Regions from separate parts of the Mus musculus genome. Here regions 1, 2 and 3 are each linked to region 4. A link is a loop called in an ENCODE intact Hi-C map of the cell type or tissue named here. Cell type or tissue: left cerebral cortex. All regions are shown on one strand.

Region 1 (8,000 bases), 290 kb after region 4:
GTTACTGGTCTATGGTGATAATTTATCTGACTTTTTTTTTTTTTTTTTGAGGCAGGCTCTAACTATGTAGGTTGGTCTCATAGTGCTAGGATTTAGGTGTGTGCTACAATGCCCAGCCGAGGGCATCGGGATGAGGGAGAAGAATTCAACCACTGGGCTTCCTGTTAGAGGACCAGTGGTGTTGAGCAGTGCCCAAAATGTTACTATTGATGTTCTGGGATGGAATCAGTTAAAGCAACAGTGTGGGCAGGGGAGGAGATGTTTCGGGAGTGAAGATGCTTGCCACAGAGCCTGATGATGTGAGTTAAGTACCCTAGACCCAGATGGTAGCAGACGAGAACAGGCGTGTCACTCAAGCTGTCCTCTGACCTCGACACATGATGGCATGTGTACATGCACACAGGCACATGTGTGAACATACATACAATAAATAATAAATGTATGTAATAATTTAAAAAGAAACACAGGCTTTAATGGGATGGCATGGCAGCTAGGCCTTCACCTTGGGCTCCTGATGTCAGCATTCGTATCCTTTGGAAGACACTTTCAGTCATACTTCAGTGAGTGTCTCTATTAAAACCATAGGGGCTGAGTGTGGTGTGTGCCTTCAATCTCAGTGCTACAGAGGCAGAAGGCAGAGGAAGCAGGAGGCAGAGGAGGCAGGAGAGGCAGAAGGCAGGCGGATCTCTTGAATTTTCAAGGGCAGCCTGGTCTACAAGTGAGTCCAGGACAGCCAGGGCTACACAGAGAAACCCTGTCTATAAATAAATAAATAAATAAAAAATAAAATAAATCTTTGTAGAGCTAGCTGTAACTCAGTTGGTAGAACACTTACTTAGCATGTATGACGCCCTGGGTTCTACCTACCTCCAGCACCACAGAACCCTTGGTGTTGTGGTACTTGACTTTAATTCTGCACTTGGGAGATGGATGCAGGAGGATCAGAAGTGAAGGTCAGGCTTAGCTTCAGAGCATGTTCAAGGTCGGTCCAAGATGTACAAGACCTTGTCCCCAAACAGCCTCTTTGTATAAAAGGATATCATTTTGTTGACACAACATTAGTTCTTATCTAAAGCAAACTCTCACCTCTCAAAAGCATCCCCAGAAAACATTTTCATGCTGCCCCAGAGGTGTAAGTTATTTGGTATAATTCCAACATCCCTGAACTCAAAGATTTTTGTGCTTGCTTAAAAAAAAATAGAGAGGATCAGCATTTCACCCCAAATATTCTCCACTCCTCCCCTCAATTACAGCACTGAGGAGCCCTTACATTGTCAAGGCTGTGCTTCCATTCAAGACACGTTTCCAGCACTCTAAAAGGACGAAGACTGTTTATTAAGTACAGTGTTTGAATCACATTTCAAATTACACAGAGAAAAGCCTCCATCACAAAGTGCTTCAGGCGTCAGAGATTTACCACACCAAACAAAATCACTTCTGCCATCAATGTGCTGGGGCAAGATCTAATTAACACGAGTCTCATATGCCCATGACGCTAGCAGGCAGTGGCTCTGCAGATTTTTCTCAAATTATCACTGCGGGATAGTTCCCAGTGCCCATAGAGGAAGAAGAAAGAGGGGGAGAGAGGGAGAGAAAGAGAGGGAGAGAGAGAGAACACACTAGTCCAGCTTAGCCTCAAAATTACTAGGTAGCTAAGCTGCAGATTGCATTGAACTTCCTGCCTCCACTTCTCAGGATTTGGAGTTCTGGCACACACTATCATCCTGGCAGCCTTTGCCTTATAAGGAAAGAGCTCAACTTTGTTTCTTGTTCAAATCTTGGAACTGGTAATAAGCTATCTACTCTACCTTTGGGGGAGCTCACAGCTGAAGGTGATGGACAACTTCCCTTTTCTCCTAAAATCCCCATGAAGACCCCTTTCTTGTCTTTGTGCACTTTACCAGTTACCCACTTGTAAGGAGAACATACATACATAAGACACAGCTCACAGTTTTTGTTGTTGTTGACGACATCTAACATCATATCTAAGAGCAAGTGGTTTGGAGCCAGAACTGAATTCAACTGTCCCAGTGAATACAACTCTAAAGAAACCATACTGAATGCTCTGGGTCTGTCTTCTCATCTCCCAAGTGGACGGATAATAGGAATTAACATCGCTGTGTGTTAAGAAGCAAACAGGCTAAGATCTGCAAATTTCTTAACACGGGAACAGGCATTCACCGAATGACAAATTTAATTATTAGTCTTTTAAAACTGCCTTAGTAACTGCTTTTGCCATTCAGTTACCATTACTTCTGTCTGGATGGATGGGTGAGACCAATTCACTCCCAATGACACCAAGATTTCTGACTCCTGGCTTCAGGATCCCCATCACCCTCCGTTGCCCTCCATCACTTTAAAGACTTTTATAGAATGGGATGCAGTATCCAGCACAAGAAGAGAATTCTCCTTGGTGAAGGCCAGTGCCACAGGACGGGAGAGGCCGTGAGTGATTATAGGCTTCAGGGCTGGGAATTCTTCGGGTTTCCCCAAGCAGACGATGGCTGGACCAGAGGTGTCAGCAACAATCACGTTTCCTTGGTGATCGAAGGTCACAGCAGAGGCAGTTACTTTGGAGGGGAAGAGGAGGTTCAGCCCGAAGCTATCCACCTGGCCAATCAGCTGCATAGTGGAGTTGAACACCTTCACCCTTGTGTTGTTACAGCCAGTCCTCCCAAAGGCACAAGGATGCTCTAGGACCGCGATGGCCCCCGTGAGCCATGACACTGCCAACCCACGGGGACTGCATAGGTGAGCTTGCAACCTCTCAATCCTCCGAAGGACCCCTTCAGGGAAATCCGCTTCCAGCAGGTGCAAAGTCCCTGCCTCTGCATCAGTCACCAGGACCCCATTGTGAGGGGTGATCTCCACACCCCAAGGCAGGGAAAACTGCTTTCCCACAACCAGCTTGATCTGGCCAAAGAAATCAAACACTTTGAGGGAGCAGTCGCCAGCGTCGGTGACAACCACATGGCAGTCGTTGGTGACGGCGACATCCAGTGGGTACTTCACGTCGTGCGCTGCGTCCCCCTTTTCTCCAAACTGGTGTGCACCTCCTCCTCCGGAGTCAAAGATCTTGACCCGTCTCTTCCCGTCGTGCACGACCACTACCCGTCCGGTCTTGGGGCACAGTGCAAGCCCTGTGGGGTTCACTAGGGTCCCCCACCCGCCGAAGGCGTGGTAGCAGGTGAGAGTCCCCGGCGCGAAGGGGGCGGCGCTGAGGGCAGCCGGGGACGCGTGGAGGGTGGAGCCCAGGAGCTCCAGGAGGTGCAGCACCGGCAGGCAATCGCTGGTGTCACAGGCTCGGCAGGCCCGCCGGCAGAAGGGACACTCGAGGCCCAGCGTCCGCGGGTGCGCGAGAGCGGCGACACAGGCCAAGCAGACCACGTGGCCGCAGGGCAGGTTGCGCGGGCGCCGCTGCTGCCAGTGGCCGAACCTCTCGAAGCACACCTTGCACTCCAGCAGGCTGACCTCCGCCTCCCGCACCAGCTCGGGCCGCACCCCAGCCGCTGCCACCGCCGTCGCCTCCTCCCCCATTGCTCCCGCTGCTCCGCTGCCTCCGCGCAGCCCTCAGTCACGGCCACGGTCACGGTCACGGAGCGGGGCATGCGCTCTGACGCAGGGCGCACACTGCCACCCCCTGGCGGACGCACGACGCAGTCGTCCGCATGCGCCGTGCGCAGACCTGGGATAATCACGTCACGGGTGGAAGATTCCAGGATTAAAGATTGAGACATGTCAGCGGGTGTGGGGGCGGGGTGTGATGAGTGGGTCTCTCCGTGTCCTCCTGTAAGTGACAGCTAGTCTCTCAGGGATGGTGCCCAAACGGACTGCCAGTCAGCTTCGCTGGGAGGTGGGTACCAGGGCTAGACAGGAACAAGACATGGCTCCTAGTCTCTGTATAGTAAGATTCTGAAGACAGAGACACAAGAAAGAAGATAACTTCAAGGGGCAGATGTGCATTCCTCTCTGCTGTGTTTTTTCCTTCTTGTGAGAAGGTAGCTACGTAGACGTCAAAGAATTGGGTGTGATAGTTGTGATGCCGGGACTCAGGCGGCAGAAACAGGAGAACAGCTGTTGGTGGTTAGTTGGAGGCCAGCCTAGGCTACAGTGCCTAAAAAAACAAACCCCCAAACCAAAACAAACAAAAGAATACTTGTGAAGTGGGTTTGTGTGGAAGGGATATTTTGAAAGCTGTTAGCTTTCTCGCATGGTGGTCTACATAGTGAGTTCCAGGCCAGTTAGAGGCACAAAGGGAGACCCCGTCTCAAAAACAAACAAAACAACAACAACAAAACTTGTTAGTTAGTAGCAGTTATAGAATTCGCTCGTGCCTGCCTTCTTTTAAGTGGTTTTCATTCACTTTTATTTAAGCCTCATGGAGGCCGTGATTGGAAGGCAGGCAGTTTGACTACACGGCATCTCACTGATCATCAGATATGGTTTTGTATGACAAATGTTTGAGTCTCCTTGGCAAAGGCTTAACTGCACCAGTGTGGGCTGAGGGGCACTGTGAAGGGGATTATAACGTACAGGTAAGTTCGAGCCAGCGGTTCCTCCCTGCAATGCCTTCCATCCCGAGAAAGATTGAAAGTAAAGGGGCTGAAGCGATGGCTCAGTGGTAAAGAGTGCTTGCTGCCCTTCTGGAGGACATGAGTTCAGTTCTCCGCACCATCTGTAACCCCAGCTCCAGGGAATCCAGAGTCCCCTTCTGGTCTCCATGCATTTGCAAACGTGTGAGATACATTCACATAAACATATACACCTGCAAATAAATAAGTATAGGAAATATTTCAAAACTGGAGAAATGATTGACAATAAAGATGATCGTGGAAGTATCCTAATCTTATGGTCAGTATAATCTTCCGAAATCCATTGGGGGTATTCAAAGCTCTCATTTTCGGAGTTAACTGTCTTACATGAACAAGGTGCTGGCCAAAACCATGTATTAGAACATTCTTATTCACAAAAAGGCTGTGATCATGATTGGTTACCCTCTTGTTCCATAGACTTCCAAGAAACTGGAGGACTCAAGCCTGTGTTAACACTCTTCGAGAGAGAAATTCTTTGGAAGGCCAAGGAAAACAAGCAGTTTTTTTTTTTCTTTTTTAATCAACTACTACATATCTCAGAGATTGAATGTTAGACCAGAATAACCAAGCTGATACTATGATTTCAAAATGCATTTCCATTCTAAATAAGACACCAACTAAAATAATATCTCATAGAAAGTTTTTTTATTAGTAATTTAAAAAAACTGTTTTTTATTAGTGTGTGTGCACGAGGCTGTCTGTGTGTCTGTGTGGACGTCTGTGTGAACCTCTGGAGGCCAGAAGAGGATGTTAGATACCCGAGAGCTAGAATTATAGGCAGGTGTGAGCCACTGAATGTGGGAGGGTTCCTAATGTGGATTCTCCAGACTGGGCAGCCAGCGTTATGTAACTATTGAGCAACCTCTCCAGCCCCTCAGAAATAATAAGAAAATAGATTTATTTTACTTTTTGTGTATAAGTGTTTTCTCTACAGTATGCCTGGTGTCATAGGAGGTCGGAGCGGGGCTGTCGGTTCCAGGAAACTGGAGTTACAGATGGCTGTGAGCCACAATATGGATCCTGAGACTCAAACCCAAGTCTTCTGCAAGAGCAGCAAGTGCTCTCACGTTAAGCCTTCTTTCCAGCCCCTCAGAAACAGTTTTTAACTCGGGAAACACAGTCTGGATACAAAACTGGACTATTTTTAGAACCAGTCTTGTGCAACAGAAATGTAAGGAAACCCACATTTTAAAATAATTCCCTTGTATCCCCACTTTTAAAAAGTTGAAAAGAAAAACAAAATTTAGTTGAATTCTTTGTGTCCAATCCATCCTTTGGACATTGTAATCACCTGAAAACATGAATGGAGACATTTTAACACTCATTTTGTATAGTGAGTAAAGTCTGGTGTGTTTTACCTTCAGTGTGCATCTATCTAATTCAGATAAGCTAACTTCCACAAGTGGGGCTGGTGGCTCCCACACAGATCATGACAAAGGCAGAGCCGTCCTAGGAGGTGTCATCTTTTAAAGGTATTTCCCAGACTGACCCTGATGGATCCCTTACTTGTATCTAACTCGTCTCCGCTCCAGCATTGCACCCAAACTATTCAAAGACCCCGATTCATTGCTGACTGCAGCTGAGCTGTGTCCTCTAGAGATGTCCAAAGGCTTGCTGCCTGCTGAAGCTCCTTCTCTGCCTTCTCAGGCCTTTGCTGCCTCTGAGAGGCTACAGGTGGCACTACACCATGAGCACTGCTGGCTAGGTTGGGCAGCTTTGCAGCAAAGACACTCAGTTTTCTCCTGGGGTTTACTATAAAGCACTTAACTAGGAGGTTTGTTTGTTTGTTTGTTTTGAGTCAGGGTCAGCTCATGTCGGCTTCACGCTGGTTATGAGGCTGGGGCTGGCCTTGAACTCACCATCCTCCTGCCTGTACCATCCTAGTCCTAGGACTACAGGTGCTTGCTACTATGCCAGCCCAGATATTAAGTTAAAGGGATGGCATGTGATTGGCAGTTAAGGTTTTTCTCAGCTCTGCAAAGCTTCCAGCTTCAGGAATAGCAAACAAAACCAAGGTCTGAGTCCCACAGTTTAGGGGTCTTGGCAATGTTAATCTTCAGACTTTGCCTCCATCCCATGGAACCCGCCAGTCTCTGCTCTGTTGTCTCTACCAGCCTAAGCTGACAGCCTGGTCTTTCTTCTGTCGGATCAAGGATACAGAGTCTGATTGACAGCCTGGTCCATCTTAAAGCTTGCGCTCTGTCTTCATCTCTTTCTATTGCTTTTGTCCCTGAAGGGACACACTGAGTTCTACCTCTGGTTTTGCTCAACTCTGGACTGCACCAAGCACAGGCCTCACAGGTTCGCACTTCGTTTGCCGGGTGAATGCCATCATTCACCCGGAGGTCAGGAGGAAGTGTACAAGGACTTACCTCGGATGAGACGGGGCACACCCTTAATCCCAGAGTTTGGGAGGTAAAAGCAGTCATTCCTTCCTAAGTTCCAGGCCAGCCAAGGTTACATAGGGAGACCTAGTCTCAAATAAAGAAATAATAAAGACCTTGGGTTAGGTAGGTGACTCCATGCTAGAGTTTGACACTGATGGGTCAAAATATAATAATAATAATAATAATAATAATAATAATAATAATAATAATAATAAAAAAAGTTTGCTTTTGAGAGATATTTAATCACTCAGAAGGTCAGAAGAACTTGAGAGGAAGGCAATAGAGATGTACCATGGGGCCTGTAGTGAGAGCATGTGTTTGTAAGATCACAAGTATGTAAAGGCAGACCAGAGGGGGCTGGAGAGATGGCTCAGTGGCTAAGATGCTCTTCCAGAGGTCCTGAGTTCAATTCCCAGCAACCACATGGTGGCTCACAACCACCTGTAATGAGATCCGATGCCCTCTTCTGGTGTGTCTGAAGATAGCAACAGTGTACTCACATACATACAATAAATAAATCTTTAAAAAAAAAAAGGCAGAAAAGATGAAGAGAAAGCATTCCCCTCTTTGCAGTGATGTCTCTAGTGCAAGGGTTTGGTTGCCCTTGTTTGTCCTTGTTTGTCCCTGCTAGACTTTCCAGGTTTTCAGATATTATGATTATTTTGTGGTACTACGGATTGAACCCAGGGCCTCACATACACTAAAACACTCTACCGTTGAGCTATATCCCAAACCTCATACATTATTATTTAACATTTATTTTAAAATTTTTATTTATGTGCTGTGTGTTATCTGCATGTATGTGTGTACCACTTATGTGAGGGTATTCATGATGGAACAAAGAAGGTATCAGAGGGGCTAGAGAGATGGCTCAGCAGGTAAGAGCACTGACTGCTCTTCTGAAGGTCCTGAGTTCAAATCCCAGCAACCATATGGTGGCTCACAACCACCTGTAATGGGATCTGATGCCCTCTTCTGGTGTGACTGAAGACACAGTGTACTCCTAATACATAAAATAAAT
Region 2 (8,000 bases), 65 kb after region 4:
AGTGCTGTACAGGTTTCACTGTGACCTGCACTCTACGGGAGTGACCCTGCAGAGGTGAAGGAAGCGAAGATGTCAGGAATAGGGATGGGGAAAGAGGAAGGAAACAAGGGGAAATGGTTTGAGAACAGACATACAAATAATTAGGGTATTCCCAGGAACTCTAAGAGTGGAGTAGAGCTGGGCGTGGTGGCATACGCCTTTAATCCCAGCACTCGGGAGGCAGAGGCAGAGGCAGGTGGATTTTTGAGTTCGAGACCAGCCTGGTCTATCTACCAAGTGAGTTCCAGGACAGCCAGAGCTATACAGAAAAACCCTGTCTCGAAAAACCATAAAAAATCAAACCAAACCAAACCAAAACAACAAAAAAAGGGTGGAGTAGAAAAGAGACATGAAAAACAAACCATCAAAAGACTTCGTGGTAGATAACATTTGAAACATAAATAAGGAAAATATCTAATAAAAAATAAATAAACAGGGGGCTGGCGAGATGGCTCAGCGGGTAAGAGCACTGACTGCTCTTCCAGAGGTCCTGAGTTCAAATCCTAGCAACCACATGGTGGGTCACAACCACCTGTAATGAGATCTAACGCCCTGTTCTGGTATGTCAGAAGACAGCTACAGTGTATGTATGTATAATAATAAATAAATCTCTGGGCCAGAGCAAGCAGGGACTGAGCAAGCAGGCTGACCAGAGAGAGCAGAGGTCCTAAAAATTCAATTCCCAACAACCATATGAAGGCTCACAACCATCGGTACTGCTATAGTGTACTCACATACATAAAATAAATAAATCTTAAAAAAAAAAAGTAAAGAAAAACAAAAAAACCCCAAGAAATACTTCATAATACTTTGAATATGCTTAGCCCATGGGAAGTGACACTAATAGGAAGTGTGGCCTTGTTAGAGGAAATGTGTCATTGTGGAGGTGGGATTTTGAGGTCATGGCCAGTGTGACACAGTCTCCTCCTGGCTGCCTTCAGACCAGGATGTAGGACGTAGAACTCTTGGCTTCCCCATCATCATGTCTGCCCACAGACTGCCACGATGATAATGGACTGAACCTCTGGAACTGTAAGCCAGCACCAAAGAATTGTTCGCCGTTGTAGGAACTGCCTTGGTTATGGTGTCCCTTCACAGCAGTGGAAACCCTCAGACAAACTTCATACCTGTCTGAGTTGGAAGACGCCGCCGGTGTTGACGTCTTTCGCCTGGTGAAGCTCCACAGCGGCATAATCCCCGAGCTCATTCAGCTCCAGAATGGAGATCCACACCTCTATTCTCCGGGTCACTTCATTCCACCTGCAGAAACCACATCCCAGCAGGCAATGTATCATCCAGGGGCACCACGGGCAACAGTCACGAACCCAACCACGGAGCACGTACTGAGCACGTACTGAGCACGTACTGAGAGGGAGGCGCTGTGCCAGGGATGCCTCGCAGGTTCCTTCCTCGTTTCACACTCGAGAGACCCTGTGGTATGGATTCTTAGGCTATTTAACCAAACCAGACCTTACATTTAAGTGACGAACACAGATTGGGTATAGAATCCCAGGGGCTTTGGCAAACTCAAGTTAGCTCTGCCTGTTTTAAAATGTCCTAAAACCAAAACCATGTGGTATGGACTCTTGAGTCTGGTTTATATCACATTGACACAATGGATGAATGGTTCTTTCTTTTTCTGACAGGGTCTCTCTAGATAGCCTTAGCTTCCCTTGAACTCACAGTTATCTGCTGCCTGTTTCCTGAGTGCTGTGACTCATAAAGGCATAAGCCACTATGCAGGGCCCCATATGCTTAGCCCTATAGATAGATAGATAGATAGATAGATAGATAGATAGATAGATAGATAGATAGACAGACAAACAGATGGCATACGTCTGTCTGTCTGTCTATCCATCCATCCATCTACCCACCCACCCACCCACCCACCCACCCACCCATCCATCTATCTATCTCTGGATCTCTGAGTTCGAGGCCAGCCTGGTCTACAGAGTGAGTTCTAGGACTGCCAGGGCTACACAGAGAAACCTTGTCTCGTAAAAAACAAAACAAAACAACAAAAAAACCAACAAAAAAAGATATCCTATTTTCTTCTGCCAGTTTTATAGGGTTTTGCTTCACATCTAAATTTGTGATTTGGGTCAACAAGATAGCCCTGTAGGTAAAGAGGCGTGCCTTCAACCCAGATAACCTGAATTCAAGTCCTGGGAACCAAATGGTAGAAGTTGGTAACAGACTCCTGCAAGGTATCCTTTGACCTCTACCTGTGAGTACACAGACACACACTGGGATGCAAAGACACACACACACACACACACACACACACACAGACACACACACAGACACACACAAACAGATACATAGACACACACACAGATACATACATACACACACACAAATAAATAATGTAATAACTTTAAAAATCAATATATGATTGTCTCATAGCAATTTTTGTATATGATGTAAAGTGAAATAAAGGATTTTTTTCCCATATAAACAACATTTATTTCAGTTTCCTGTTGCCATGACTCACTTTGCACAGTGTTTTTTGATGCTTGCCTGCTCCTCCTTGAATTCTAATTTAAAAAGGAGGAAATGGCCTCAAAGGAGGAGCAACTTGTTCGAAGCCCCAGGATTTGAAGCCTCTCATCTCACTTATGGTCATGAGCTGGTCCTGACTCCCGGGTCTCATGCTCACAGCAAGAACACACCTGTCATGCAATGTCCTTGTCTTCGCATGGAGCGAGTCCACCTCCCAGATGGGGCTTCCGTTCCCAGCACACCTGTGGCCCCACACTTCAATCGCCAGCGCACCATCAGAAATGAACTCCAGGAACTCTTCTGTGACAGTCACCACATAGTCCTGGGACAAGCAGAAGGCAGGAGAGCACACTGAGAGTCAGACATAGTGGTACCCACTTACCTGCTCTCGAACGTAAACCCCATCTTTTCTGTCTCTGTAGAAAAGTATGAAGGGCCACAGGGTGTTAGATCTGGAAGGGACCTAGGAGGTGACTTGGGTCTAATGAAGAAAGCAACTTGTCTGAATTCCAACTTCTGGCTTTTGGTGCAAAGCCAGGATTTACGTTCTCTTCCGTTGGCTCACGGTCATTTCCCATGAGCCACTCTGACCTCCAGGTGACCCTTGCTGCACTTGGAGACTTACTGAGTAAGGGACTCCCAACTATCTGATTCCTCCATGGTGTAGGCTCTTGCCCCTGAGTGTCTCACTGCAGTTTCTCACTCTACAAAACCAACCTACAATCGTGCAGATTTGCAGAGTTCCCTGAGAACGGTGGCAGGTCACCTGGAACATTCCGCAGGCTCAAAGCCAAGCCACTTTCCTTGCCATGGGCCTCCTGGGGTGCCCGAGCGGAGTCTCAGGTGCAGTTCTGCCTGACTCATTTCCAGAAACAGCTATTAAGTTGACTGAACTTATACTGCCTACTTTCTTATTTCATCTGGAGACAGACCCAGAATTTTAGAAGGAAAAGAAACGTGACGGTCAATTAGTCCAAGCTACATACTTTAGAAGTAAAAAAAAAAGAAAAACAAACAAAACAAAAATCCAGGGCTGGAGAGATGGCTCTGTGGTTAAGAGCATTGACTGCTCTTCCAGAGGTTCTGAGTTCAATTCCCAGCAACCACATGGTGGCTCACAACCATCCGATGCCCTCTTCTGGTGTGTCTGAAGATAGCAACAATGCACTCATATACATAAAATAAATAAATCTTTAAAAAAACCAAAACCCAAAAATCCAACAGCCTCTAAAACCACACACTAGCCCAGGGGCTTTGAGATCCCTGGGTATTTAAACAGTTGTTAAACAGCACACAGTTAAAATCTAGCCTTTGTCTTACTGATGTAAACAGCCCAGTGGATAAAAAGAAGGAATGCGACGATTTAAAAGACTATTAGGAAAACAACAACAGAAGTGTGTGTGTGTGTGTGTGTGTGTGTGTGTGTGTGTTGGTGAGGATTCTACTTAGGAGAAGAAAGGAACCAGTGTGTGGGGGAAGGGTATGGGTGAAGGCAAAGTTGGAGAGGGGGTGAAACAGAACAAGGTAAAAGGACTCAGGCATATGAAAATGCCATAATAAGAGATGGCTTAGTGGTTAAGAGCACTGACTGCTCTTCCAAAGGTCCTGAGTTCAAATTCCAGCAACCACATGGTGGCTCACAACCATCTGTCATGGGATCTGATGCCCTCTTCTGGTGTGTCTCAAGATAGCTACAGTGTACTCACATAAAAGTAAAATAAATCTTAGAAAAGAAAAAGAAAATGCCATTGTAAGGCCTATAACTCTTGTTTGCTAATTTAAGTATTAAGAAATAAATATTGCAGGTCAACATTCTCACTAAAGATTTCTGAGAATGTGGTGTGGCAAATGCAGGTTGAGACAAGCAGGCTCGGGGTGAGGGAGGATGGCTCGATGGTTACTAGCTCTACAGGCTGACACCTCTTCCAGCCTCTGGGAACACTGGCCGTGGGTATGGCATGCATACAGACTCACAGGCCAAACACTCATATACACTGAGTGAGTAGGTAAGCAAACCTTATTTAAGAAAAAAAGAAAGACCTGAGAGTCTTGTATGTCGGACATTTTGCAGGTGGTAACAGGGATTTGTTTTCTAAGTTGGAGCCAGAAAGAACAGCTACAGTGTTCGGAGAGGCAGTGTGGTCAGGCCATCTGGGAGGAGCCTTACCAGAGGGCAGAGTCTGTTTTTAAGAACTCATTAGGTGACAGTGCCCAGCAGAAGCCAGAAAGGTGATGCAGGGACTCAGGAAATAGCTTATTAAAATATGTGGCAGAACCCAGGGTCATGCATGCGATGTTTGAGCTACTCAGGAGGATAGAGCAGGCCCAGGAGCTCAAGGCTGACATGGCAGTTCAGCAGACTCCATCCCAGAAAACATAAAATACAATGAAACCAAAGGTAATATACTACAAGGAGAAATATCATTGATGGTTACACCTGGGCAGAGTAAGACTGGAAGATGGGATCTTTCAGATTTCCTTTTATATGTTCCCATATTATTTCAATTTGTAATGCAGAACAGTTGAGCTGTACAAAGCCCAATAAGGTATATTATATTTAAAAGAAGAAGAAAAGCAAAACCAAAACCAAAAAAACTTATAGGGCAAACTTTTCTTTTTGCAATAGGCTCTCCTGCCTCTGAGCTTGTGATCTGGCTGTCTCAGCTCTCTTGTGCCACCACATATGGAGAGAACTTACAAGTTAGAAGTAGATCTTAGCCAGGCCTGGGGCTCCTGCCTGTAACCCCAGCACTCGGGATGCTGAGGAAGGAGGACCATCATGAGCTGAAGGATGGAGTAGGCTACATATCGAGTCCTAGGCCTGCTTGAGCTACAGAGCAGGACTCTGTAGTGATCTAACAAATCTGGGGAGAAGGGGTGTTATTTCCTTCAGCGGTGTAGACAACAGGAGGTTGCCCATGTGTCAGCCCATAACTTTCCACTCACGCTCAGGCATGAACCTCTGGACTCAGTGGCCGACAGACACAGCAAGAGATGGTGTGAAATCTGAGGGACCTGCTGGGAAGAAGGGCTTCTGTGTGAGGGGGAGGAGCAAGGAAAAGGAGCTGAGTGAGAAAAGGACTAAAATGCTGAAGCTGCCGGGTAATAATAAAAATTCTCCTATTTTTTTAAGTTAATGAGGAAGTTTTGGTCCTTGAAAACAATCAAGAAATCAAAAAACACTTGGAAGGTGTCCTGTTCAAACCCCAGAATTACACACAATGCTGTGGAGTTCACTGCAAAAACTACACATTTTATTCTTTATTTATAAATAAAAAGCAGATTTTTAAAAGACCGTGCCCAATTCCACTGCCCCATCATGCAGCTGACAGTGGCTCTGTGGTGGGCGTTTCTGCTACTGGGGACTGACGGAGGGGCCTCAGCTCACATGTCACTGTAGAGTGTCATCCCTGGCCTGGTACCTCACTTTGTAATTGTCTCCGTACCTTACAGTGAGAGAAGGTCACCGTGTACTGTGCGTCCTTGGACTGCGGGGAGGGCACATCTGGGTCCACCACTGGAGCAGCCACTGTAGACTCACACTGGTCCCAGAACGTGTACTGACAGAAGACGAAATTTGAGAGGCTTATGGGTAGCCCGGTTGCCTCTTTAATTATCACCTGAAGAGATTTTAAAAATAAATTATGCATCTTTAAAAAGAAACACAAAAATATTTATCTGTCCATAGTTCAGTCATCTCTAAGAGGGGATCAAATCAGGGGATCAATACCAGGACAGCCAGGACTACATAATTGAGCCATCATTTGGAAATATTTGAGACCATTCATTGTTATTGATCTATCTACCTACCTATCAATCTATCATCTATCTATCTATCTATCTATCTATCATCTATCTGCTGTCTATCAATCATCTATCTGTTTACCTATCTTCTATCTATCTTCTGTCTACCTCTCTATCATCTATCTATTATCTACCAATCATCTATCTATCTATCTATCTATCTATCTATCTATCTATCTATCTATGTATCATCTACCTATCTTCTATCATCTACTGTCTATCAATCATCTACCTATCATCTATCTTCTGTCTACCTATCATCTATTTATCATCTATCATCTATCTATCTATCTATCTATCTATCTATCTATCTATCTATCTATCTATCTATCTAATCTATCCATCCATCCATCTATCTTGCAGAGAACTTAGAGCCTCACACAGACTGAGCTGTAATCCCAGCTCAGCCTTTTTTTAAAACTATAAACCATGGACTCCTTAGCTCATAGATATCTGCCCAGTTCTGTCTCTTGAGTGCTGGGACTAAAGGTATGTACCGTCATGTCTAGTGTATGAACCTATCCACTAGAAATTGTAAGGAAAATAATATAGTTCCGTATTGTATTGTATTGTATTATATTCGCCTTGCTATGTGCACACATGTGCCGTGTGTGTGGTGGAGGGACCTACGGGAGTCGATTCCTTCCTTTCCCATGTGGGTTCTGGAGACTAAACTCAGGTTCTTGGGCTAGGCAGCAAGCCTCTTTTCCTGATGAGTCACCCCACCATCCTGAGTGTTCCATCTAAAACAAAACCTGTACCACAGTTTTCTAACGACAAAATACAAACTTAGTAAGAAAAAAAGGAACCCCAAACACATTCCTGTCTAATTTACTCGTGACTTAGTTTCTGATACAGATTTGACTTTTATTAGAAAAAAACCACAACTCACTAATAAATTCTCCATGCAGCCATACACACGGCCTTCTGTATTTATAGATTTGACAGCTGTGGTTTAACCAACAGACCAGATACACCCAAAACAACTACACTGTCGTGACAGCATGTAGACTTTTTCTTGTCATTACTCTTTAAGCAACTTATGGTTTGCTTTCTGTTGATGTGGTACAATCCATAACCGAAAGCAATTAAGGGGGAGAAAGAATTAATTTCAAGCTGATCGGACACAGACTGTCACTGAGGGAAGTCCAGGCAGGAACTTGGAGAATCCATGGAGGAATATTGCTGGCTGGCTGGCTCATGCTTAGCTAGCTTTCTCGTTTAGCTCAGAACCACCTGCCAAGGGAATGGTGCCTCCCACAGTGGGCTGGGCTCTCTTCTAGGAATTAACAATTAAGACAATCTCCTACAGACAGGCCCACCAGACAATTTGTCTGATGTAATTTCTCTATCAGGTGACTCTAGGCTGTGTCAGAAAATTAGAACCAACTGATGCTGGGTGTGGTGGTGAGTATTCCAGCACTCAGGAGGCAGAAGTAGGCAGAAATAGGCAGATCTCTGTTGAATTGGAGGCAAGCATGGTCTACATGGTAAACTTCAGGATAGCCAGGACTACATAAAATCTTAAAATCAAAGGTAACTGGTACTGTGATGTAACACACACACCACATTTGTACCACGCTGCATGCTGTTCTATTGGAGATAATTTGAAGTGTGTAGATAGGATGTGTATAGATAGAATATACGAAAGCACA
Region 3 (8,000 bases), 74 kb after region 4:
TATGGCAATCACTAGATGGTCCATCCTTTCGTCACAGCTCCAAATTTTGTCTCTGTAACTCCTTCTATGGGTGTTTTGTTCCCATTTCTAAGAAAGGGTAAAGTGTCCACACTTTGGTCTTCGTTCTTCTTGAATTTCATGTGTTTGGCAAGTTGTATCTTATATCTTGGGTATCCTAAGTTTCTGGGCTAATATCCACTTATTAGTGAGTACATATTGTGCGAGTTCCTTTGTGATTGGGTTACTTCACTCAGGATGATAACCGCATCCCTCCTTTCTTACTCTGAACCAAATCTGCTCCTCCCAACTTGCTTTCTAGAACTCTCCTTAGGTGTATCCATTTTCCTCAGCTCAGGCAAGGAGCAGCTTCCAGGGAGTTATCATACTCTAACTGAAACATTCGGTTTCGTGCTTGTTTACATAGTTGCGCATGCATTTCTTTGATACCGTGCTTGGGTAATCTTGGAACTCCAGGGAGTGGGCTCTCTTGCTAGTGAACTCATGGTTAAATGCAGAAAGAGAACGAGAAACGAGAGCCAATGACAGGATGGAGCAGTCGACATAACAGAAAGGTGTAGGTACTGGGTGTGCATAGGACAAATGTGTGCGCATGCGTGTAGCGAGTATTTACCCAGGATGGATGGGGGCAGAAACTGCCAAGCACTGGGCTTCCCACAGTGCACTAGGCAGACATGGTCCCCGGCTCAAGGAGGGAGGATGGGGTGTAACATGGAGCTGCATGAAAACGGACTTGTGGGGTGGTACCAGGCTCTTACCAGAAGAGATGGCAGGAACAAAGCCATCCAGCATGGGAAAGTTGTTTGTTTGTTTGTTTGTTTGTTCCTTTGTTTGTTCAAGGTTTTGATTTGTTGAGACAGGGTCTCACTATTATAGCCCAGGTTGACCTCACTGTGGAATCCTCCTGCTTCAGCCTCTAGAGTGCTTCAATGATAGGCAGGTCTCCCCCCAATGTCCACTCTGCGTAACGATTCTTTTGTTCAACTTATTGTTTAATTATGCGTATGTGTGTAGGTCTGTGCACTTGTGTGCTGGTGTCCAAAGAGGCCAAAGGTTATCAGATGCCCCTGGAACTGGAGTCATAGGCAGCTGTGAACCATCTGACTGGGGAGCTTGGACTTGAACTTGGGCCCTTACTAAGAGCAGCAAGCCACTCTGAACTGCTGAGACATTCTCCCTACCCCTAAATAACTGCTCTCCATTTGCCATTAGGATGTTTATATTTCTGATCATGGTAGCGTTTCACTGGAGCAGGTCCGGTATGGTAGCCTTCCTTCCTTCTTTTGGAAATGACTCAGTCTGCTCAAATGCACAATCTTTCTGCCTTAACTTCTGAATACTAGGATTGCAGAGATAAGCCACCACCCCAGGCTAAGGGTTATGTTTAATGCTCAGACTTCCACATACCAACTGGCACCAGGGCCAAGGATCTGAGAGAAATCAGCTGGTGATATCTGACAAGCGATATTCAGAGGTAGAAGTACCGAGGGGCAGAAGCACAGTGCAGTGCTTCATACGGTGCTCGTCTGAGGACTGAACACGTGTTTATGTATTTACGCGTGTGTGTGCTTACAGGTGTAAGCGTGCCACAGTGATGGTCAGAGGGAAACACTTAGAAGTCCTTTCTCTCTTTCCAATCTGAGAACTGGAGACTGAACTCAGGTCATTAGGCTTGCATGGCTAAGCGCTTTTACCCTGCTGAGCCATCTATGGGCCCCCTGAGTACATTGTGATATAATTTCAGATACCCAGAGCCTGCCCAGGACTCTAGATTAAGAGGCCCTTAAAGAGGGCCTCAGTCACAGGCTACACTGGTCACTTAAGTTATATTTTTAGCATGAGAGATGCATTGGTGGTCACTGGGGCAGAATTATCCAGAAGGTCCCAGCTCCTACACACACACACACACACACACATACACACACACACACACACACTTATATCCCACCCTGGGAACCCAGGTTTATTCCCAGCTACCCTTTGTAAACCATATCTTATTCTAAGAATCCCAAGGAATAACTTTTTTTCTTCTGGTTTTTCGAGACAGGGTTTCTCTGTATAGCCCTGGCTGTCCTGGAACTCACTTTGTAGACCAGGCTGGCCTCAAACTCAGAAATCCACCTACCTCTGCCTCCCAAGTACTGGGACTAAAGGCGTGTGCCACCATGCCCAGCTTGGAATAACTTTGTAGTTCAAGTTTATACGTTATATAAAACAAACTAGGGAGTTAAAGATTGAGACTAAAGAGAAAAACACCAGTTGATGAGTTGGATAGAAGTCTGAATCTAAGACACATAGCTTTCATGCCTTTACCCATAGAAGATGGTGTCTAAGACTGCAGAATACAGGAGACCAGCAAACAGCCAGTGGGTTCTGGGGAAAATCTTATACTGTAGTGTGTGTGTGTGGGGGGGGGGAGGGGGGCACAAGAAGTGATCATCCCCTATGCTGCCAACAAATACAAAGAGAAATGGACTCTTTCTGGAGGGCCGTATGCTGGAACACACCACAAGCTTAAATAGACAGATGCACCTGGGTGCTCCAGGACATTTTCTTTAACAAGATCAGAGCCGTATAGTGCTAACTATGACAGAAGATAGTCCAAGCAACTGAATATCCAAAAGTTAGAGCTAAGGTATGTTTCCACTACAATTGGGTTGGGAACCAATAAACTGAAGAGCACATTTTCACATAATAAAATGGCCGCTCCAGAATACGAAATGGGAAAAATGGGTAAGTTTGCAAGGTTGGTTTGGTTTAAGAGCAGTGCAAACGTACAAAGAGACGAGAAGAGACTATAGACAATCTTATTATGCTGTCGGTCAGAGGGGTACTGGGTGAATTTCATTTTATTTGAGTCTTTCTGTAGCCACAGTATAATCAAATAATAAAGTTGTCAAAGTAAAAATGGACCTAAGGAAAAATTAAAAATTTCACATGAATGTCTTCTAACGTGTCCAAGGCCCACAAAGGGCAAATACACTCACACTGTTGAAATACGGCTGTCTAAAGGAGACTAACAAAGGCTGCCTTCTTTGTTACTTAGGGCTTCAGAATAATCTTCTGAGGTTTTTTATTTTTTATTTTATTTTCTCATTTCTTTGTTTACAGGTTCTCACTGTGCAGCCCTGGCTGTCCTCAGACTCACTTGGTAGAACAGGCTGGCACAGAGATCTGCCTGCCTCTGTCCTAAGTGTTAGGGTCAAAGGAAGACACCACCACTCCTGAATCTAAGCAATACCTTGTAAAGGACATCTATGATCCAGGAAGGAACTGGCGTGGATGGCTATCATTGGAGGTGGTTTTTAAAAGAAAAAATTAATATGGAGCAAAGAGCAAAACTTATTACCAAAATTAAAACAGAAAAAAATTTTTGAACCACAAATATGAAATGTGTTATCTTTTAAGATCATGGCTTAATCCTGACTTATATTAAGAGGGATAAAACAAAAGAAGAGCAACACACACACACACACACACACACACACACACCTCTTCTTGATCTCTCTCAAGGCAAGAGATTAAACAAAATTTCCTATTCTGTCATTTCCTAGGGGCTGGCGTGTCCTTACCTCCCCCTGCTGGCTGATGATGGGTACTGCATATTGAAGCTTCACATCACAGAAGAGACATTCCAAAAACACATTAGCCACACCAATGAGGTTGTGATTCTCCTGCGCTTCATAAAAAGGGTCACCTCGCTTCCCATAGAGCCTCTTGGCCTGAGAAAAAGAATAGGTCATTGGGTGAGAAGTCAGGAAACAACGCATCAACTTAAATGATGTTATTTCAAATTAGCACTAAAAACGTTTAGAGGAAGCATTCGTAAAAATAAGCAAGTGCAATCAGAATCGTGCCCACAGAGACCCAGCACACGAGCGGGGCGTGTTTGCTAGGGGACGCTCACGCAGAGGAGCCCCAGCTTCACTCACCCCACGCCTGAAGCCTGCTTTACGTCATGCCCTGTGACTTACACCAATTCCTTCACCAGATTTTCCTTTTTATTACTAACATCAAATATTAAAAGCAAAGCTTAACATTACATTCGCTATGATGACTTCAGAAATCTACCCAGCCCTGAGCACAGCTAGGGGCACAGACAATTAGGGGCACATGCGCAGACGGGGATGAAGATGAAATCCACACTGGCTTCGGCCGGTGTAATTTTCCAGGACACGGACTGATAGCACGGAGCGACTGCGCATGCCTGGAGCGACTTCTTTTCTCCTCTTTTCCCTTGAAAGTCAAAGAGCACAACGCAAACTAAGTCCCGCCTGGCTTTCCTGGATTCCGTGTCCACCGGACTGAATCACGTGCGATTGGCCCTTAAAGATCACATTTTATCTCCCTAGTGTAAATGACCAAACCATTATACCTGTGGTCTTCATTCGGCCAAGTCTCCTTCATGCTCTGTTTCTCTTACCTCAGGAACATTTTCTTTCCATTCTTGGTAAAGGTCTCTCATATCAATTAGCTTATTCTCCAGCTTCTCAATGGTCCAGACCTGGGTGCCCTTCCCTTTCCTCCTGGCTTGGATGGCGGGCTCGCTGACGATTGCGCCTCTCTGTATTGTGATGGAAGACAGAGCGGACATGACTCCAACACCCCGCCTCCCCCCCCACAGTTAAAGACTGTATATACTATTGTGAGGTTCTAAGTTTACAAAAGACAGTAAAACTTTACCACCTAGGGAATGCCCTGGCCTTTCTTTTCTACATATATCTATGTATCTATAGATCTATGTATATTTACCTCACAATTCCTTTCATTGGATATTCTTCATAATCTTGCTTTCCAATAGCAACATAGGAATTCATCACACAGATTTATCATATTCTGACTACTATTCAATTGCAAGGGGACTTCAAGTTTTTGTTACACAGATTCAACCGTGAGGGCTGGAGTGGCTCAGGTGACTTACTTAGCACACTGGCTTAGCTCAGGTGGCTTATCTAGCACAAAGCCCTGGGTTACAGCCCCAGCTTCATCTAAAACAGATGTGGTAGTGCATGCTCATCATGACCACATTTGGGAGGTAAAGACAGGAGGAGCAGAAGTTCAAGGTCACCCTTAGTTACTTAGTAAGTTTGAGGGCAGCAGGCGATTATGAGACCCTGTCTCAATCAATCAATCAATCAATCAATCAATCAATCAACCAACCAACCAACCAATCAGTCTTAAAGAAGAAAAGGACTATTAAAAAATTCTCATATACAGAAAGAAGGTACACACATCAATCAATCAGTCAATCAATCAATCAATCAATCAGTCTTAAAGAAGAAAAGGACTATAAAAAATTCTCATATACAGAAAGAAGGTACACACATGCCTCTGTCTGTGGATGTAGAACTCTAAAGACCAATAAGATACTCCCTAACTCACTTTCTTAAAATTTTAAAAAAAGACTTTATTTTATGGTACAAGTGTGTTTTGCCTGCATGCATGTATGTGCACATGTGTCCCTGGTGCCTCAGAGCCAGGAGAGGGTATTGGATCCCCTGCAACTGGAGTTCCAGATAATGGTGAGCTACCATGTGTGTGCTAAGAACCAAACTTGGGTCCTCTGGCAGAGTAGTAAGTGGTTACCTGAGTGAGCCCTCTCTCTCCACTCCCCACACACAACTTTCCTTTTAACTTGCTGTCTGGGCAGGAAAAAAAAAAGATGAAAATTCATTTTCTTCCAGGTTACTCTTTTACAGTCAACTCTTGATGTTGTAATGATAGGAGACCTCCAGATGGCTCTAAGGAGTTCTGTGTGCGTGCTAGCAGGTTTCCAAGATGTTTCTCCTTCTCAGAGTCCACTCAGAGAAAGGTGGGACAAGCAAGCACACCCACACACCCTCACAGCAGAAGGGGTGCTTGCATGAAGGAAGGCAGGCATGATACTTACACATGTATGTATGTCCATGCATAAACACACATGTATGCCTAACTTCACTCTTTTGAAACTTCGATTATTACTGTGGGTGGATGGATGTGGTTGGGCACTATGAGCCTGTGGAGGTCTGAGGACAACTCTGTGTCGCATTCCATTCTTACACGGGAGCCAGGAATTGAACCCAGGTCATCAAGCTTGTGAGCGAAGCTATCTTCTGAGTCCCTAGTTTCAATCTTTTCAAGGAAGTGACTAAGTCAGAAAGTCCTTCTGCCACCAAATTATGCTTCCATCCTTTTCTTCCCCCTTGCCCTCCTCATTCTTCTCAAAACAGGGTTTCTCTTATAGCTTTGGCTGTCCTGGAACTTCCTCTGTAGCTCAGGCTGGCCTCGAACTCAGAGATCTGCCTGCCTCTTCCTCCTGAGAGCCTGGGTTAAAGGCATGCACACCACCTCCTAGCCTTCTGTTTCTGTCCCTTCTAAGGGTGTTTACCCAGTATGCTTACCCATGGGTAAATACCAACCCCCGCCCCCCCGGACCCCCTTAGGACCTGCCCACAGAGGTGATCTATAGATTCCGATCCGCAGCATTTACCAGCCTCCATCATGTGGTCCCATTCCCTAGGGCCATGCCTACCTTCCTGTTGGCACTGAGGTTGGCCGCAGGGATCTGCAGAGTCACTTGGTAGTCAGTGAGCTTGCTCATCTCCTCGGCTAGGAAGTTGGCTTCCCTCACCAAAGTGTTGGCTTTCACCAGCTGCTCTCGAAGCTTGGCCAAGCTCTGCCTAAAGAGTTCATCCCTGCAACGTTGAAGAAAAGAAAGCACGCACAGGCGAAGTGAGCCGGAGTTCCGTTCCTTTCTCAGCGTGCGGGACTGCCAGGAAACGGTAACCAATACCATTGACAATTACAAAACTACTTTTAGGAAGTTTTCCCTCCTGTCCACAGATAGGTCACTCACTGAGAACTAAAGTTGGGGAAAACATTGAGGGGTTGAGGGTTGGTGTTAAACAAAGACACAAACCTAGGCACTGGGTATTGTGGTGCATGTCTTTAATCCTAGGACGTTTGGCAGCAGAGACAGGCAGAGCTCTGTGAATTCAAGGCCAGCCTGGTTTACATAGCCAGTTCCAGACCAGCCAGGGCTGCCACAATATTTTGTTCCTCTCCTTCCCCTTCCTTCCTTCCTTCCTTCCTTCCTTCCTTCCTTCCTTCCTTCCTTCCTTCCTTCCTTCCTTCCTGACAGTCTTTCTGCCTTCCAAGCATCCCTGGTCATTTTTGACAGGCCCTGCTTGTCATCTCCTACACGCTCAATCTCAGGCTTAGACAGAACCCTTCCAGCTCCTCTGTAAGTCACTTCCAGAGTCAACAAAACAGCCTGCTCACAGGCTTCCAAACACACTTTCCTCTCCTCTCCAGCTTCCTGTTTCTGCTACCCTGGAACTGGGGGTGTTCTCAGTGGCAGTGGGCATCTAGCTTGGGAAAAGGCCAGGCTTTCAACCACCAAAACCTCCTTCTGAAAGAAAAAGGCAAAGAAACCAACCAGCCAACCTCCCTGCTTTCTGTCTGCGTCTTCAGATTGTTGTTGAAGAGTCACTCACACTTCAGCTGTCTCAGGGCCCACCAATCTAGGCCCTCTCCTTTGGCACTTTACCAAAGGGTAAAAGATTAGGGGCCTGGGGGGAGGGGCGGTCTGTGGCAGCTGGCATTACTGCGAACAACTTAGGATGGGGTAGTATCTCTGAAACAAAACACCAAGAGCCAAACTAGATCCGGGCCACCAATCTCATTTTTCCAGGTCTCTCCTCCCTTCACAGGCCTCTCCAGGCCTGCAGCCCTCATTCCCGACTTGGGGTCTGTGCCTATCCTTACCTCTCCTCGGCCCACTGGGTCACCTTCTGCTGGGCTGTCTGGCTGCTGTAGGCCAGACGGTCTGAGGCGCTGCTGGGCGGCTGCCTCTCGGGAGAGAGCTGCTGGCGAAGCTGCTCCAGCTCGCGTTCGTACATGAGCCGCTGTTCCTCCAGGGCGGTCCGCTTCTCTTCCAGGTACTGCTTCTCCAGGACCTGAACCACATTTTGAACTGGATCTGGGGAGCCAAGAGAAGAGGC
Region 4 (8,000 bases):
CAGTGGTGCACACCAGTAGTCCTAGCATAAGGATGGAAAAGGGCCACAGTTGAACAGGAAAGGCTACAGAGTAAAGACACTTTAGAATTTTAAGGAAAAAAAGAAAAGTTAAATTAAATTACAGAAAGAAAGAAAGAAAGAAAGAAAGAAAGAAAGAAAGAAAGAAAGGAAGGAAGGAAGAAAGAAAGGAAGGAAGAAAGAAAGAGAGGAAGAAAGAGAGAAAGAAAGAGAGAAAGAAAGAGAGAGAGAAAACACAGAACAAAGACTTCATACAACTCCTACTTAACCAAATCAACTTCTACACTAAATAAGAATGAAAGTTTTCCATCAGAACATCTCTGAAACTTCCAGCCTAGGGCAATCACTCCCTTCTATGTATGGAGAGTGGTGCTCTTGCTTCCATGAGTGGCCTCCAAGGGCACTCTACACACATGGTACATAATGAATACATGGAGAATGAAGGCGAGAATTAAGAGGCCAGCCTTAGCTACAGAAGACCCTCAAGAAGAGAGCTAGGAAAAGAGGAAAGTTCTCCAGGTTTTCACTGAAGAGTTTCCCTAGGAAGAGGATACAATCTGACAATGTTTTAAAATTTAATTAAAAAAAAAAAACTCTAAAATTGCAAAGAACCACCATCCAAATAAAATCCAATAAAAACACATAAGTACTGTATTTAAGACTTCCAGTTTTATCCATTTTAACAACTTCTACTGTTCTGTATATTTCTTCCCCTCAAAGAGGTGAAAAACCATCTTACAGCAGAGTAAACAGAAACACCCTCTACAGTGATGACAAAGCCAACTACATAAAAAGCAAAAGTCCCCTATGCAAAATTCATAGTGCATTAAAAATAGAGCTGATTTTACCTGTGGCACTATAAGCAAGGGCTACACTAAGTAGTTAAAAATAATGAAGTTAAATTGAAACTGAAAGGAGAAAATCCTCAGATTTAAACTATAAATCCACTGGTGTTCTTGCCTTAAGGATTAGTTTCTTCATTTGGCAAAAGATAGTAAAAGTAATTCAGTGCCCAATCCCATATACAAGTCACAGCAGTTTTGAACACAGTACTTCATATTCTATTTAACCTTAGTTCACAAGAGACTCTGGGGGTGGAGGGAGAGAACGATTTAGCCTAGAGTCACTTTCTTTTCACCAGAAGGCAACTTCTCAATTTGACCAACTCCTCAGTCTGATTCTTCACACACAAGTCTCTTCTCCAGGTCAGTATCTTGTTTCTCTACTCCATTCTACTTAAGTTCACTCAACTCCATTCACATTATCCTTATAAAATAGCATTCAATACTACAATCTTTCATAACTTCACTGGCTCCGTGACCATGACAACAAACTAAGTCCAGCACCAGTTTACCAAGCCTTACTCTTCCAAATTACTCCATTTCGATTTCCACTAGTCCTTTCAGACCCCTATATTACATTAATACCTCATTCTGACCTGAGTCTTCTTCAAGGCCCCTTCATCCAAATTAAACTACAAATCTCAGGCACTGCCATATTTTATAAACTGTTAAACTTACCCGATCTGCCCAGTCCAAGTTCTCCAGTCACTTAAAAATATTCTTCTGGCTAAAGAATTAAATATTCCCAAGTAGCCTATTTTCACCCCCTTCAAAACTTACAACACTGGCTGGGCAGTAACATTCATATGCTTGTTAAATCTAGCACTCCTAGCACTCAAGAGGCTGAGGTAGAAAGATCTAAAGATCAAGACCAGCTTGGGCTATATAGTGAGTTCAAGCCAGACTAGACTATAGGAAGACCCTGCCTCAAAAGTAAAAATAAGGGCCTGGAGAAATGGCTCAGTGTTTAAGAGTACTTGCTGTTTTTCAGAAGTCTCAAGTTCAGTTTCCAGCAGTCTGTCAGGGTGCTCACAACTGCCCATAACTCTAGCTCCAGAGGCTGATACCCTCTTTGGGCCTTCACAGGCACCAGCACACAAATGCGCGCACACATATATAGACTCATATGTAAGAAGATAGTAAAAGCAAGCCTCTTGAAAATAATAAGAAAAAAACTTAAAATGTAACAAGAAGCACAACCCATTAAGTCCATAGCAGTTAAACTCCCATAAGAGCTATCTCATATCTCACATTTTAATACTGAGACTAAGAATTTCTCAAGCCACACTATGAAAAAGATAAAGCACAATCAAATAAATAGATTTATAGTTGAGAAAGGTGTTTTATTACCCTTTTTCTAACAATAAATTGTGTCTGACATCAAGACCGCAAATATACTTTCTTGCTTTTTGACCACAGACAGAACCAGACCAAGGCCAGACATATTAAAGGAAGCTCTATATCAGAAATATAAAGTTGAAAATACAGAATTATTACAATGTTCTCAATATCCTGCACATAATAAGATGGCTATCTTTAGTGGCATCTGACCCAACACTTCATTTTTCTTCAAGCTAGACACTTGTATCATTAGGACTTTCCAAGAAATGGAGACATAAATGGAGCTTTTTTGGTGTCATATTAAAAACATGGTAAGGGGGCTGGAGAGATGGCTCAGCGGTTAAGAGCACTGACTGCTCTTCCAAAGGTCCTAAGTTCAAATCCCAGCAACCACATGGTGGCTCACAACCATCTGTAATGGGATCTGAAGCCCTCTTCTAGTGCATCTGAAGATAGCTACAGCAAACTTAAAGATATAATAATAAATAAATCTTTAAAAAAAAACTGGTAAGGAAAAGTGCTAAGTGGTTAAGATAAGCTGATATCGCTCATCGATAAATAGATAAATAGATAAATAGATGGATGGATGGATGGATGGATGGATGGACAGACAGACAGACAAAAAGAATCCACTTTCTATTTATCAGTCAAGCCGGAACTTTCTACCTACATACTTAAGTGACTGGTACTTCTCAAGAAAAAGACAAAGTCCTTTAAAAAGTTGTGATAAAGCTAGACTTTTATCAAATTTTGTGATAAAGTTTTGGTGCTAGGTTTTCTAGTTTGGGACTAAGGTAATCTATCTTCTTAGAAAACAGGATGACTCATAGTCTATCCTTCCTCACTTAAGTCAGTGACCACATTCAACTGTTTAACAAGGTAGGGAAAGGGAGGAATCCCTATCCATCAATCAATAGTTTAGATCACTTTAGTTTAACTTTCACTTGGTAAATAAACAAAGACAGGCAGGCACACATCTTTAAACCCAGCACTTGGGAGGCAGAGGCAGGTGAATTTCTAAGTTCAAGGCCAGCCTGGTCTACATAGTGAGTTCCAAGACAGCCAGGGCTACACAGAGAAATCCTGTCTCAAAAAACCAAAAAGACCTTAAGTTTAGTATGATTTTGGAAAAGAATTTTGAAATTTTGAATTTTGGAAAAGTAACCAGAGGAAGAAAAAATACCGCTAATTCTAAAAGACAGCAAAATGCATAGACCACTTTAAAAATGTTAAAGTCAAGGCTCTATTTAATCATAACTTCATGTGAGTTCTATACCATCTGAGGCATTTTTATGTCATTTAACTCTTGGTAATCTTCCATTTATAGATGACAAAATTAAGCAGAATTTTTCATCATTCAACTCTTCAGGCAGAACAAGGATTCAAACTTATTCTAATTTCATCAGAATATTTTTAAAGCAATTATTTCTATAATCATCTGAGATAGAAAGAATAAAACTTGAGTATCTGGAATGAATAAAATATTGAGAAATATTACTCTTTTCAAAGCTGAGAATACTCTTTAGACAAATGTTACGAAGGACACACTTATTGGTGTCAAAAAAAAAAAAAAAATCACAAAGTACCAAAATAAAAAAAGTATCCTATCACATAAACCCAGTTCTACAAACTCAGTTGACTGTGGGCCTTTGACCCGATCTTAAAGGGAAAAATGGTTTTAACATTTGCCAAAGATTCTTAAAAAAAAACAAAAAAAAACAAAAAACAACAACAAAAAAAAACTACAGCCACAGAGCCTCAAAACAGCTTTGTTTCTTTATAAAAAGGATTCATCAACATCTAAAATATTGATGAAAGGAGAATCCCTCCTCTACCTCAGCTTTTTAAGCAATTGAATGTTGTGAGTAACCCAGGATGTTCAGGCTATCTATCAGCCAGCCTGTTTCTGTAAGGATGAAAGGTAGATTCCCTTAGCTCCAAGCCAGAAAGTCTTTTAGCACCAAAAGAGGGGAGGGAAAAAAGCAAATGGTTCTGTCTCACCAGGAGGTGGCAACAGATTCTTCCAGAAGTTCTGCTCATGAGATCAAGTGTATTAGGAAATGCAACCAGCTTATCCTCCAGGCCTTGCTACACACAATGAAAATGGGAAAGGAGACTCAACAGGAGAAAAGAACTCCCAACTAGAAAAATAATCAATTTTAAAAGTATCTGGGTTAGTTATCAATAGATTTAAGCAGGATGGTCTCTGGTTTAAGGCCAGCCTGAGCTACCCAGGACGCTGTCCCCACCCTCCAAAAAAAGTACAAAGTAGTTGAGTAGTTGGTTAATGGTGAAAATAACCATCCTGCATTGTTCATTTGCTTCTACACTTCTTGAGACACTCTACAGTTCAGACTAGCCTAGTGTCACTATGAAGCCCAGACTGGCCTCAAATTCCGAGTCCCCTGGCCTCTCAGCCCCTTAGCAGCTGTGATTTCAGGTATGTACCTCTTTGCCCAACTATGTCTACTTGTAACTGTTTGACCTTTATCTGGTTGATCAAGACAATATCTTTCTAGCTCCACAACTTCAAGCAAGGTGGCTTTAAAAAAAAAAAGAAAAAGAAAAAGGAAGAAAGTTAAAAGTAGAAAAATGCTAAAGTTTAAACATTTCCCAGAAGACCTAAACCAGAAGTCAAAACAGGAAATCAGAAATCAACTGAACATGATACAGGAGTCACAGGTACTGGGTGACTGCAGTAGCTAGCTCCTTGGCCTGACATTTGCTGTCCTGCATTCACCAATAAGCACCAGCCTGCTTACTCTGAGTCTAACACAACTCTTCAGTCTGCCAAGAGGCCATGGACACTTATCAAGCATTAGTATGAAACATGCCATGTCATGAAACTCCTTGATATATCCAAGATGATGACTCAGCAGTTGCTGCAAAACAACCAGTTGACAAGCTCGGCTAGTAGAGGACAATGACATCCACTAAGTCCGAGGTAAGACTAGTTACTTACTTTAAGACAGAAACAAAAGCTGAGCTGCATACTTTTATATAAGCCTAAACACTTTTTTCTTTGGTCAATTCTGCCAAAATTAAATCTGCTAACCAAAAAAGAGTTATCTTTAATTCCAGTTCAAATTAAGATGTACTTACATTTTAAATTAAATGACTGAGGCAAGAAGCTAACATGTCTTAGAACTACTGAGCTCTAAAACCATACAGCTTGAAATCTGTACCAGCTCTAAAACATGTTTGGTTTTAGTTGAATGCACTTCTCTCTCAAATTAGTTTGGTTTTTTTTTTTAACCTAAATACATTTTAAAATAAGCTGTGATCATAACTTTGGCTTCTTTCTAAATTCTATCATAATATCATACATAATATTGGCTTCTTTTTAAACTCTATCCAAGCCATCCATTTCTTTGCTCAAACTGTTTTCAAGCAATCAGAGGTGGTTCATTACTCTTAGTATAAGAGTATGTTTGCCTTAATGTCCATTGTACAGTATTAGGCAAAGTAAAACGGCCAGGCTTGTGACCTGATTTTAATCTTAAAGTCTGCTTCTGAAGACCCCGGGCTCCTCAGCATTCAGGGAAAATGGTAATATTGCAAGGCTTCCAAGCAATGACAAATAACTTCTTAGTACATAAAACACAGCTGTTTCTATTCAAAACTTTCCCTATCTTTATTTTAAAAATCTCAAAAGTGATATAATTTAACATTACCAACAAGTATTCAATTTTAGCACTAGCCAGAATAAACAAAAAGTCTACATTTAAGAGTATGCAACAAGTTATATATTAGCCCTTCTTCAGTAAGCTTAAAATATACACTTCCTACTTTTAAAAAGTGGCTTCGTTAAAGTGAGTTTTTAACGTTTTAATTCTCACAATTTTTAATAACTGAAAGTGTTCTCTGAACCAACTATCTCGTTTACAACAAGAATCGACATTTTTATAAACACCCAAAGAAGGCATACGGTGGCTTAAGTAACACCCCTGGTGAGCCCGAAATACCTTAAACTTCTAGAAAACGCCCAGTATTAAAAATATTTGGTGTATGAGATCAGAGCTGAAGAACTGGTCAACTGTAGAGAGTGGATGATTCTGGTCTTCAGTATATAGAGCGGGGTGGAGAGAAGAGAGGGAAGAACCACGCATCAGAGACCAGACGTAAGAGCGGCGAGGGACTTTCAAAACGCCTCAGTGCCACATAACTATAACTCAGTTAAGAGAGGAAAGGATGAGAAGCTAAACCAGTGTGTTCCGATCTGGAAAGGCCAAGCAGACAGACGAGGGGACCGGACTACCATTAATGATTTAACGCGTCTAAAACCGAAATTATTCCACGATATGGGTAACAGCGCCCCCTCCCCAAGTCTCTCCGGGCCGCGGTGGCAGATTAATCTCCCCGCGCACCCTGAACCCGGGAACACAAGAAAGAAAAAGCCTGCCAGCGGATGGGCCTGTTGCCACATCTTTCCCTTGTTCCCTTCGTGAGGTCGTGAGGAATACCATTTAACCCCCAAAAACCCGCCAAAAAAAAAAAAAAAAAAGAAGAAGCAGCAGCAGCAGCAGCAGCCCGAATATCCGAAGCCTGAGATTTCTTTTCCCGCCCTGTGCCCGCCAGGGAAAGCCCTTGGGCGGGAGGGCTGGGAGAGGCCGCTCGCATCCCACGTGTCTGCCGCCAGGCCCGGCCAGGCTCTACCCACTTCCCGTCGCCACCCGGGTCCAGCCTCAGGCCCTCTGGTCCCCTCCACGTGGGGCCGCCGGGTCCTCGCACCGCCCCCCAAAGAGACCGCCCGGAGCCGCCCAGTCGCCACGGCGTACCGGTCCCGTACCTGGTGTTGGGGTCGCCCCTGTTGGTAAGGCTTCACCGGCCCCTGGTGGCAACGACGAGTCCGGATCTTGCCGCCGCCGCCGCCCCCTCCTATGCCTCCGGCTTCCGAGGCCATGGCGGAGCCTGGGCGGCCTCCCACTACCGCTCCCGGGCGGGAGAGGCAGAGGCGGCGGCCTGAGGGCCTCCCCCGCCCGGCCCTAGGCGACACACAGACACAGCGAGAACCGCGAGGGAGCGAGCGGGAACTGAGAGTGCGCGCGGCGGCGAGGAAGGCGGTGGCGGCGGCTGAGGGCCCCGAGGTGGCTGAGGAGCGCCGGCCGCGTGCGGACCCCCGCGTCTGTGTTTGTCACCGTCTCTATGGAGATCTCCCGCCGAGGCCGGCGCGAGCAGCTCCGGGCGCCGCTGAGGCCTAGCTCGACCGCCCGCTGCTAGAGGCTCCTCTTCAGTCGCCCTGGCCGTCGCTGCCGCAGTCCAGGCCGCTGGCGCCGCCCGCCAACCCCTCCCCCTGTGCGCGCTGCGCCCGCCCCACCGCCGCCGCCGCCGTCGTCGTCCCTGCAGTCGTCGCCGCCGCCGCCGCTCTTGCGCCTATTACCGCTGTTGAGGCGGCCGCCCCGGTCGCGAGCCAGAACACCGTCACTCCTCCGCGACCGACGCTTTGCGTCATCACGCTGCGACAATGCGGGGGGGGATGGGTGAAGGAAGGAAGGGTTGGCCGAGCCCGCGCTCCCTGTCGTGGGAGCCTCTGGGAAATGTAGTTTTTCTGGCCAGAACGCGGATTCTCGGAAAGGCAGGCTATAGCGGAAGGACACCCACGGAGCACCGCAGAGGCACAAAGCCCGGGTCATTTGGCGGCGGTTGGCTGCTTGTTTAGATTCAGAAGGGCACTCGACACGAATACTGTAATCTCCCATTCATCAATTATAAGCCGAATGGAAGTAAACAGTAAAATCAAAGAACCATAATGCATCACAATCCGGGGGGGGGGGGGGGGAGACCGCGTTGAAATTAACC

Evidence for each region. A loop is a pair of places that touch in the nucleus more often than their neighbours do. Peaks named below come from ENCODE experiments on the same cell type or tissue, not always from the same donor. Only the 100,000 strongest peaks of a DNase experiment are listed, where the experiment ranks them.
Region 1: a loop joins it to region 4, with 2.7 times the contacts of the local background. A loop is called at or near these places in 7 of 42 quality-filtered maps.
Region 2: it touches region 4 in a loop (2.5-fold over the local background); 7 of 42 quality-filtered maps call a loop at or near these places.
Region 3: a loop joins it to region 4, with 2.2 times the contacts of the local background. A loop is called at or near these places in 7 of 42 quality-filtered maps.

Annotation. Positions count from the first base shown.
Region 1 is chr13:47,011,243-47,019,242 of GRCm38, forward strand. Nhlrc1 (NHL repeat containing 1) reads right to left here and starts at 3,608. Exons shown (of 1, transcript NM_175340.4): 1 at 1,315-3,608. The coding sequence starts at 3,537. The coding sequence ends at 2,332. In left cerebral cortex, CTCF peaks have their summits at 3,645 (motif pointing left) and 6,262; DNase peaks (open chromatin) are centred at 3,684 and 6,239; H3K4me3 peaks cover 1,285 bases; H3K27ac peaks cover 916 bases.
Region 2 is chr13:46,785,347-46,793,346 of GRCm38, forward strand. Kif13a (kinesin family member 13A) reads right to left here. Exons shown (of 38, transcript NM_010617.2): 22 at 5,988-6,161; 23 at 2,712-2,863; 24 at 1,167-1,299; 25 at 1-46. Among named protein-coding and RNA genes, the nearest start is that of Gm24620, 22 kb to the left of the region's middle. In left cerebral cortex, a CTCF peak has its summit at 3,671 (motif pointing left); no DNase peak of the experiment used is centred here.
Region 3 is chr13:46,794,752-46,802,751 of GRCm38, forward strand. Kif13a (kinesin family member 13A) reads right to left here. Exons shown (of 38, transcript NM_010617.2): 17 at 7,765-7,978; 18 at 6,530-6,692; 19 at 4,442-4,582; 20 at 3,591-3,740. Among named protein-coding and RNA genes, the nearest start is that of Gm24620, 31 kb to the left of the region's middle. In left cerebral cortex, a CTCF peak has its summit at 3,610 (motif pointing left); DNase peaks (open chromatin) are centred at 3,599, 5,791 and 6,672.
Region 4 is chr13:46,720,370-46,728,369 of GRCm38, forward strand. It overlaps Nup153 (nucleoporin 153), which reads right to left and starts at 7,480. Exons shown (of 22, transcript NM_175749.2): 1 at 6,991-7,480. The coding sequence starts at 7,104. Gm46412 (a long non-coding RNA gene) reads left to right here and starts at 4,316. Exons shown (of 2, transcript XR_001780928.2): 1 at 4,316-5,145. In left cerebral cortex, CTCF peaks have their summits at 4,213 (motif pointing right) and 6,518; DNase peaks (open chromatin) are centred at 4,218, 5,029, 6,426, 6,939 and 1 more place; H3K4me3 peaks cover 2,317 bases; H3K27ac peaks cover 1,070 bases.